Regions from separate parts of the Homo sapiens genome. Here region 1 is linked to region 2. Evidence: chromatin loops called from intact Hi-C (ENCODE). Cell type or tissue: mammary epithelial cell. All regions are shown on one strand. Region 1 holds the start of LOC124904092 (a long non-coding RNA gene). Region 2 overlaps FOXK2 (forkhead box K2).

Region 1 (5,000 bases), 140 kb after region 2:
TGCTGGCATCCCTACCTCGCTGTCCGCCCAGCCCCCTTCCCGTGCTCTCGCCCACTGGCCCTGGAGTCCTGCCCATGGTGAGGTGGGTACGCTGGCTCCTGCCTCTCCTTGGGCCCCTCCCTCCACCCCTGAACCCACACCCCCCGGGACTGCCTCTTAGCGTCCCAGGGAGAAGGCTTCTGGCCCCCAGCTGCCCAGGGGAAGGCGGAGGGAGGATGGGGAGGAGAGCCTGGGACAGAGACAGCCCTTCCCCATCACTAGAGGCCAGGGGAAGGCGGAGGGAGGACAGAGACAGCCACTCCCCATCACTAGAGGCCAGGGGAAGGCGGAGGGAGGACAGAGAGGAGAGCCTGGGACAGAGACAGCCACTCCCCATCACTACAGGCCAGGGGAAGGCGGAGGGAGGACGGGGAGGAGAGCCTGGGACAGAGACAGCCCCTCCCCATCACTGGAGGCCAGGGGAAGACGGAGGGAGGACAGAGAGGAGAGCCTGGGACAGAGACAGCCACTCCCCATCACTAGAGGCCAGGGGAAGGCGGAGGGAGGACAGAGAGGAGAGCCTGGGACAGAGACAGCCCCTCCCCATCACTGGAGGCCGGGGAAGGCGGAGGCAGGATGGGGGAGGAGAGCCTGGGACAGAGACAGCCCCTCCCCATCACTGGAGGCCAGGGGAAGACGGAGGGAGGATGGGGAGGAGAGCCTGGGACAGAGACAGCCCCTCCCCGTCAGGCCCCAGGCCCAGCCCCGGCCTGACTCCCAGCCCCCGGGAGGAATTTTGGCTCAGGGTGGCCAGATTTGGCTGAAGGGCAGGGGGGCAGCGGCTCCAGTTTCCCGCCAACTCCTAGTTCTGGGGTGAGACACAGCTCTGTGTTTTTAATCGCGCTGTGGGGTGCCGGAGGCCACCTGGACGGACGGAGCCCGGCCCAACGCCCTGTGAGGACCCGTCAGTCCCAGGCACCTGCATGTGTCCACTCCCGGGATTTCCAGCACTGGGCCCCAGGCACAGCCTGGGTGGTCCTTCGAGCCGAGGTCCCTTAGCTGTGAAACAGGAGAGCACTCGGTTGGAGAGCAGCCCAGTGGTGGGCTCTGCCAAAGGGGCTCCCGTCGGGGCCATGAAATACCCAACAGCCCAGGCCGCTCGGCCTGTGGGTTGCTGTGGGCTTCAGGGAAGCGGGGGTGGGGGGGGGGGCTTGCCAGGAGGTCCCGTTGGGCTGGCTGGAGGTGACAGGAAGATCCCAGGCCTAGCTGGCAGTGGGGTCTGCAGGGGCCCCATGCGGGGAGGGCAGAGGGGGCTGGGGCTTGGACCGGAGTCTCCAGGCTGCTGACCGTTGGGGCTGTGTCCTGCTGTGACCTCACTCACCCCCCAGGCCCTCCCAGCCTGGGTCTCCTTGGCTGCAGGTGGGCAAAAGTGACAGACCAGAACTACCCAGCCTTGGGCCAGTGCCAGCCTGTGCACCTGTCCCGGTGGCTTGGGGCACGCGACGCCTCTGGGCCCTGGGTCAGTCCCAGGAGAACTGGCCTCCCCTGACCCCTGCATGGGGCTGGGCACTTGGCCTGGGAAAAGCCGGAGTCTGGAACAGCCTGGCCGTTGGCCTTGGCAGCCTCGCTTCCAGCTGGGACTGTCATCTGTCTGGAATTCAGATGGAAAAACCTGCCCTTGTGAGTGATGAGGGAAGGTGCCAGACAGCATGGGTTGCACCAAGTGCTTTCCTAGGGGCAGAAAGGGGCCCGTGCACCACGCCACCTCCCGGGGCTGACCCTCCAGGTGGCCAGGAGCGCACCTGTGATGCTGTGCAGGTTCAGGGCAGGAAGAGCGCAAGTCTTTGCCAAGCAGCTCCAGCCATCCTCCCCGGCCAGGGCCGCCTCACCCCACAAGCGCAGTCACTGCTGCCACCTGCAGCGGCGGGCCGCCTTGAGGTCCATTCCACGGGGATGGCCTCCCACAGCGGAGCGTGCCCGGGCAGGTAAACAGCGGAGCCTGCTGGTTGGAGGTGCAACCCACTTCCTGAAGCACACTGTTCCTGGAATGCCTGGGAGTTCAGCAGCTCTAAATGGCAGGTGCTTCTTTGTTGAGGAATAACTCATGTGAAGTGTGGCTTGGGGCCTTGAGACCCCTGCATCCACGCGCCGGTGCACCCCACCCTCCCCGCCGTGGACCCCAGAAGACCATGTCCTCCACGCTCTATTGGGAAGGCGGGAAGGTGGGACCTGGGGGTGTCTGAAAAAGCCCCTTTGAACTTGAGGCCAGTTTGGGGAACGTGGCGTCCACTCCCACTGCCCTGCAGCAGCTCTGGTCGGGGAGCAACGATCAGAAACCAAACCCCAGCCACGCCAGAGCCGCCTGGAGACAGGCCAGACGTGGGGCAGTCTGTGAGGGCGCCTGGCAAACCAATCACCCGCCGCCAGGCACCTGCCACCAGACATCCACCCCCCAGCCGGGGACACAGTTCATTCATGCGATCCTTTGCCCCCCAGGCATGGGCCACCTGCTGCCTTGTTCTCGGGACCAAGGCCCGCCCAGGACACCTTCTCCCTCACCATTTTTGCTCTGGGCTGAAGCAGCTGGGGGTGTGGGTGGAGGGTAGCAGGGGTGGGCATGGTGGGGGGATATGATAGTGCTGGAACCGAGCCCCTATCCTGATGCAGGGGGGGCCCCATCCAGGCTGCTCCACTGCCCAGGGCCTTCCAGGGGAGCTGCACACCCCACACAGCAAAGGCCTCTCCAGCACAGGCCCTACCATTTACCCCATAGGCCAAACCCAAATTTACAAAATCTCTGATCCAGCACAGTCAGTGTCTCACAAAGGGATTTTCAGTCGCCTTTTATGAAAAGAAATTCCTTTCCCAAGTGCACCTAATATCCAGTAAATTCCAGGTGCTTGCAGGGGGGAAACAGGAGGGCTCGTCCCTTGCCGGTGAGTGTCCGCGGCACGGCTGAAGCTGCTTTGGGGAACAGGGAGACAGCGAGACAGCTTCCACCTGCCCAGTGATTCCGCCCCTGGGTTCTACCCAGGGCAAACGAAAGCAGAGGCTGAGGCAGCAGCATTCACAGCAACTTCTTTAGCGACTGCCCACCCAGCGCTGGACCCAGACAGCCACCCCTTAGCAGCGGCAGCGATCCCTCGGCCAGGCCCCGGCAGCAGAAGGGAGGCAGCTGTGCTGCAAACTACTGGAGTCCGGACATGCAGGACCGCAGGCTGCAGGCTCCCATTTGTAAGGAATGCTGGAACCAGCAACACCTGCCAACGGCCTGCAGCAGGGATGCGCCTCGTGGGGGGGGGTTCAGGGTGCCTTGCAGCGGGGGTGGGGGGCCTTGTGGGGAAGTGAGTGGCATTGTGGGGAGGGTCCGGGGGCATTGCGGGGGGTGGGGGGCATTGCGGGGATTGTGGGGAGGGTCTGGGGGGCATTGTGGGGGGTGGAGGGACATGGCAGGGAGGGTCCAGGGGAGCCTGGCAGTGGTCGGGGCCGTGGGCACAGCAGAGCTGTGGTGCTGGGGGCAGCCAGCCATGGACAACGTCAACTAGGACCTGTTAGAGCCGGGGTCTTACTCTTGCTTTCAGGGCAGAAAGGACTTTTGCTGAAATCCCCAGCGGGGCACTCGACCCCTCTAGTGGGTTGTGCCATGCACTCCATTGTCGCCGCCCCCGACCGGCCCCTGGCACCGTGTCCCTCCTACCTGAGCAGGCTCTGACTCCAGCCCTGGACACAGCTGGGGTGGCCACGGTGACTGCTGAGAAGAGGGGCTGTCCACACAGCCTGGTGGCTTGGAGCCCCGGGACCCCCACACCTGGGTCAGGGTGGGGCCGGATGAGGTCTGAGTAAGGGAGTTGGGTGCCAGGGAAGGGCAGGGCCTGGGGTGGGAGGGGAGGAGGGGAGAGGAGGAGAAGGGCCTCCAGGGGTGGCCCAGGGGACGGGGGGCAACGCGTAGATGAACACGCAGGCCTGGGCCCAGCTCTGACCTCCCCAGCTGCAGGCCTCTCGCATGCCATGTCCTCCTCCTCCTCCAAGGCAGGCGCCCGACAGCCCCGTGTGCAGGAGACGCACAGCACTCACCGACCCCAGGCGTGACTACGTTTGAGGCAACCATGAAGGCTTCAGACATTCAAACTTCTTAATAGACCAGGCGTGGTGGCTCACGCCTGGAATCCCAGCACTTTGGGAGGCTGAGGTGGGCGGATCACTTGAGCCCAGGAGTTTGAGACCAGCCTGGGCAACATAGGGAGACCCCCGTCTCTACAAAAAATACAAAAATTAGCCAGGTGTGGTGGCGCGTGCCTGTAATCCCAGCTGCTCAGGAGGCTGAGGTGGGAGGATCACCTGAACCTGGGAGGCGGAGGCTGCAGTGAGCCGAGATCACACCACTGCACTCCAGCCTGGGCAACAGAGCAAGACCCCATCTTAAAAAAATTTAGTAACAATCCTGATTTTAAAGCTGTGTATACCTTTTGGGAGAAATCTGGAAAAGACTCAAAAGTATAAAAAGTAAAAAAACAAAAAACAAAAAAAAACTACCTAAAATTTCCCACCAAGGGCTAACACTGTTGCTTTTTTTTTTTTTTTTTTTTTGAGATGGAGTCTCACCCTGTTGCCCAGGCTGGAGTGCAGTGGTCTGATCTCAGCTCACTGCAATCTCTGCCTCCCGGGTTCAAGTGATTCTCCTGCCTCAGACTCCTGAGTAGCTGGGGTTACAGGTGTCTGCCACCGCACCTGGCTAATTTTTGTATTTTTAGTAGAGATGGGGTTTCACCATGTTGGCTAGGCTGGTCTCGAACTCCTGACCTCGTGATCCACCCGCCTTGGCCTCCCAACGTGCTGAGATTACAGGCGTGAGCTACCGTGCCCGGCCCACTGTTGCTATTTTAAAGTGTCCCTGTGAAGTCTTGATGCATACATGCACACACATGCACCCACACACGCCTACACAGCCATGTGTGCACATGACACAGGGTCGCAGTCTCACACACCACACTCCTACACAGCCACATGTGCACATGACACAG
Region 2 (5,000 bases):
AAAATGATGTTCATTATCCTAACATCCTCCAACAGCTCAGAAATGGCAAAAACACAGAATTTTTAAAACATTCTCTATATACTCAAAATGCTATCGTATTCTGAAAAATACAAGACCAAAAAAGCCACTTTGAAAACACAACAGTAGACCGGGCACAGTGACTCACACTTTGGCCTGTGATCCCAACACTTTGGGAGGCCAAGACAGGGGAATCACCTGCAGTCAGGAGTTTGAGACCAGCCTGGCCCACATGGTGAAACCCCGTCTCTACTAAAAATACAAAAATTAGCAGAGCGTGGTGGTGGCGCCTGTAATCCCAGCTACTCGGGAGACTGAGGCAGGAGAATTGTTTGAACCCGGGAGGAGGACGTTGCAGTGAGCTGAGATGGCGCCACTGCACTCCAGCCTGGGTGACAGAGCGAGACTCTGTCTCAAAAAAAAAAAAAAAAAACACATCAGTAGTTTTAAATTTCCTTATTTCGGGTTTTCTCTCTCTTTTTTTTTTTTTTTTTTTTTAGATGGAGTTTCACTCTTGTTGCCCAGGCTGGAGTTCAAGTGATTCTCCTGCCTTAGCCTCCCGAGTAGCTGGTATTAGAGGCATGCGCCACCACACCCAGCTAATTTTGTATTTTTAGTAGACACAGGGTTTCTCCATGTTGGTCAGGCTGGTCTCGAACTCCCGATCTCAGGAGATCCGCCTGCCTCAGCCACCCAAAGTGCTGGGATGACAGGCGTGACCCAACGTGCCCGGCCTATTTCAGGTTTTCTATATTCCATCTGTCCAAATGAAAGTCAAAAGATGAGTTTTCTTACTGCCAATTATTAATGACTAAACACCATTAAAAACAGCACCTTGAGAGCCATCTTTCCCAGCGTGGCTGTGCTAACAATGACGTCACATCATCAGTTCATTCTCCAGTGGAACCAGGAACACAAAAAACTGGAACAATTCAGCTACAGCTCATTGTCTTTTTTCCCACTAAAGATAAACGTTCTCAGAATATCTGTATCAATGTAACTAAGGTATTCCTAGTTCTCAGAATATCTGTATCAGCCTAATTAAGTCAATAAATACGACTAAGAGAACACATTACAAACGTAACAATGTTAGGCTACTACTGCCTTAAGGGACCTAGTTGTATCTTCTTACAACCAGGGATAGCAAGACAGAACTGCATTCCGAGAGTGTCCTTTCAAAGCTGCAAAGGGAGGAGTTATCTAGTGACTCCGCAATGAGTCTCAACCTCCAGGCTCTGTTTTACAAAAGGCACTTTCAGGTGGGGCGCCATGGCTCACGCCTGTAATCCCAGCACTTTGGGAGGCCGAGGCAAGCGGATCACCTGAGGTCAGGAGTCCGAGATCAGCCTGGCCAACATGGTGAAACCCTGTCTATTAAAAATACAAAAATTAGCTGGGAGTGGGCACGCGCCTGTAATCCCAGGTACTCAGGAGGCTAAGGCAGGAGAATCACTTGAACCTGGGAGGCGGAGGTTGCAGTGAGCCAAGATCGTGCCACTGCATTCCAGCCTGGACGACAGAGCAGAACTCCATCTTGAAAAAAAAAAAAAAAAAATTAGCCGGCGTGGTGGCACGTGCCTGTAATTCCAGCTACTCAGGAGGCTGAGGCAGGAGAATCGCTTGAACCCGGGAGGTGGACACTGCAATGAGCCAAGATCACACCACTGCACTTCAGCCTGGGAAACAGAGCAAGACCCTGTCTCAAAAAAAAAAAAAAAAAAAAAAGGCGCTTTCAAGTATAATTTGAACAGATGCTTTGGTAGCATAAAGGTTTTAAGCAGGAATCATCTGTAAAAAAAATTATTAAAACTTACCACCAGTAGGACCAAGAGTCATAACCAACTTTTATTATATTATCAGCTGCCAGGTTGCTACGCAACAGGCGGCTCTCCCCTCCTGCGTCCTGTGCGTTGTAAGATTTTTCAGTGGCATCCCTGGCCTCTGTCCACTAGATGCCAGTAGCACCCGTCCTCCCAGTCTATGCCAACCAAATGTGCCTCCAGACACTGTCATACGTCCCAGGGAGGGGAAGGAGGCAGACTCACCCCGGTGTCGTACTCCAATGCCCTTCACAGGACAAAGAACACAAGCATTCCATCTCAAATGACAAACTGCAGCAAAAACCAAATACTGTCTAGAAATCTACGGAATTCTCAGCAGAGCACCTTCTCTGTTCCTAACAAATCAGCAGAGGCGTTTGAAGCCCAATGTGCACTCTAAACTGACGTGCACGAGGAAAGCAGGGCCGCAGGGGCTGTGGCTCTGGCACGAGGTACTTTCTGGTCTCCCTGCCACCACTTCCTAGGTACAGCTGTAACACCTTGTTCCGTGCTCAAAGCCCGCTTCACATTGTAGAGATGGTAATGTGTGCCTTAAACATGCCCTCCTGTACTGCATTTTAGCAGCAAATTCAAAAATTCCTCATGAAAAAGTGTGGAGGTTGATTTACTATGACTGTCATTATTTAAGATATTATAAATTGCTCCAAAAACCAAACATAAAAGAAAACAAGAGCCCCACAAAAATGTTAAACAGATAAGAATACTACTACCCAAATGCCAACTGCTTTCACTAAAAGCTTCCTTAATTTAGAAATCCTCTTTTCTTCATTTTCCAAAAAAATCTTTCTCTTCAACAAAGCAGGAATAGTTACATTTTCACAATGGAAAAATCTGCTGTTACTGTAACAGCCTCATCTCCTGGAATATTTCCACCAATCATGCACAGAGCTGTGCTGTACTTCTGCAACCGCAGGTCTAAATGGGACCTGCCAGTAAATGGGGGAGCCACGCCTGACTACAATCACTTCACTATTAATAAATGATCAGCACTTGAAAACATGTATAGGCCAGGCAGGGTGGCTCGCACCTGTAATCCCAGCACTTTGGCAGACTGAGGTGGGGGGACTGCTTGAGGACAGGAATTTGCGACCAGCCTGGGCAACATAGCGAGACCCCACGTCCAAAAAAAAATAAATTAGCCCTGAATGGCCATGCAGGCCTGTACTCTCAGCTACACGGGAGACTGAGGTGGGAAGATCGCTTGAGTCCAGGAGTTCAAGGCTGCAGTGAGCTATGATGGTGCCACTGTACTCCAGCCTGGGTGACAGAGTGAGACTCTAAATAATAAAATAAAAGGAACACAGAGTTTTACCACTGGAAGAAGTACTAAACACTAAGGTGAGGCAGAAGTAAGTTGGTTACTGGGTTTTTAACTTAAAGTAACAATTATGCTAAAATAGCTGCAATGTGTTCTGTGTCTACAAATCAGTGATAACAATGTATCTCAATTTGCCAAATGAATATCTTCGGTTTTGAGACAAAGTCTTGCTATGTCACCCAGGCTGGAGTACAGTGGCGCCATCTCAGCTCACCACAACCTTCACCCTGTGGGTTCAAGTGATTATCCTGCCTCAGCCTCCTGAGTTGCTGGGATTACAGGCATCCGCCACCATGCCCAGTTAATTTTTGTATTTTTAGTAGAGTCGGAGTTTCGCCATGTTGGCCAGGCTGATCTCGAACTCCTGACCTCAGATGATCCACCTGTCTCGGCTTCCCAAAGTGCTGGGATTACAGGCAAGAGCCACCGGGCCCAGCCAAAATTTCTTTAAAAGCTATCTCTACCAAAAATACAAAAATTAGCCAGCATGGTGGTGCATGCCTGTAATCCCAGCTCCTCGGGAGGCTGAGGCAGGAGAATCGCTTGAACCCAGGAGGCGGAGCTTAAATACAGAGTAGTTATTAAAGGCAACTGATTTGTACACTGAACACTTTTCAAAGTGCAAAGCGCCATTTGCCCTCTGCTATGAACATCCCTTTATTTATGCCAACACATGCCAACTCCTGTGTCCCAGGCTCAGCTCCACTCACAAGCTTGTCAGGAGTTTCAGGTCGCAAAACGAAGGCATTTCAGCCACCTTGCAGCCCTTCAATACGGAAACACACCAGACTTTCCTAGTAGCTCCGTTCCGACCCGCTCTGCTCAGCTCTTCAAACAACACAATCTCGTTTTCTTTTCCACTGGGAGCTGTCCTCCTTCAGACATCGTCTGCTGTCTACTCGGCAAAGAGCTGACCAGGCCTCAACTCCATTTCTTTCTTTTTTTTTTTTTTTTGAGACGGAGTCTCGCTCTGTCGCCCAGGTTGGAGTGCAGTGGCGCGATCTCGGCTCACTGCAAGCTCCAATCTCCTGGGTTCATGCCATTCTCCTGCCTCAGCCTCCCAAGTAGCTGGGACTAGAGGTGCCCGCCACCATGCCCAGCTAATTTTTTGTATTTTTAGTAGAGATGAGGTTTCACCGTGTTAACCAGGATGGTCTCAATCTCCTGACCTCATGATCCACCTGCCTCGGCCTCCCAAAGTGCTGGGATCACAGGCGTGAGCCACCGCACCCAGCCTCAACTCCCATTTCTTGGTGGTTCCTTCAGCCACTTCACCTTAGTGATGAGGTTTCCGCTCCTCCTAACCCTAATCTCAACTCTGCTCTCCTTACAAGGTCCCCACTTTACATGCACTCCTTCTACCTCCACTCCTTCCTTATTCTCCAGCCCTATGTCCAGCCTCCTTCCTTATCCTGGAGACAACAGCCCTCTCAAAGGCTGCCCAAGACTTCCTGATTGCCAAGCCATGTCCCTTGGCCATCTCCTTCCCAGGACCCCCTCCTTCTTACTTCTTCTTTCTGGTACTGGGATTCTCCGGGAAGCTCAGTTCTGCCCATCTGCATTCTGAGTAGGACAGAATCACTGTGAGTTCCCTCAATTCATTTATTGGAGTCTCCACCTGGAAAGCTCCAGAAGCCACTGACTGTCGGCTCATCTCTCTCCAGTCTTCACCTTGGAAGATACTGTCTCTGATTTAATAAACAAGTCTTCAAATCTGACATTACCAAACACAATCTGCCACATAAGAAAGAAAGTGAGGGATTCATGCCACATAAAGTGAGGGATTCATGCCACATAAGAAAGTGTGGGATTCAGGCCACATA

The links. A loop is a pair of places that touch in the nucleus more often than their neighbours do. Peaks named below come from ENCODE experiments on the same cell type or tissue, not always from the same donor. Only the 100,000 strongest peaks of a DNase experiment are listed, where the experiment ranks them.
Region 1: a loop joins it to region 2, with 10 times the contacts of the local background. A loop is called at or near these places in 1 of 110 quality-filtered maps.

What each region holds. Positions count from the first base shown.
Region 1 is chr17:82,381,732-82,386,731 of GRCh38, reverse strand. LOC124904092 (a long non-coding RNA gene) reads right to left here and starts at 1,908. Exons shown (of 3, transcript XR_007065959.1): 1 at 1,782-1,908; 2 at 959-1,038. RefSeq lists an enhancer at 722-1,407. In mammary epithelial cell, a CTCF peak has its summit at 1,979; DNase peaks (open chromatin) are centred at 1,691 and 1,941; H3K4me3 peaks cover 198 bases; H3K27me3 peaks cover 313 bases.
Region 2 is chr17:82,525,962-82,530,961 of GRCh38, reverse strand. The region is part of intron 1 of FOXK2 (forkhead box K2); the gene reads right to left. Among named protein-coding and RNA genes, the nearest start is that of FOXK2, 8.7 kb to the right of the region's middle. In mammary epithelial cell, a CTCF peak has its summit at 1,977 (motif pointing right); DNase peaks (open chromatin) are centred at 1,211 and 1,951; H3K4me3 peaks cover 285 bases; H3K27ac peaks cover 2,976 bases.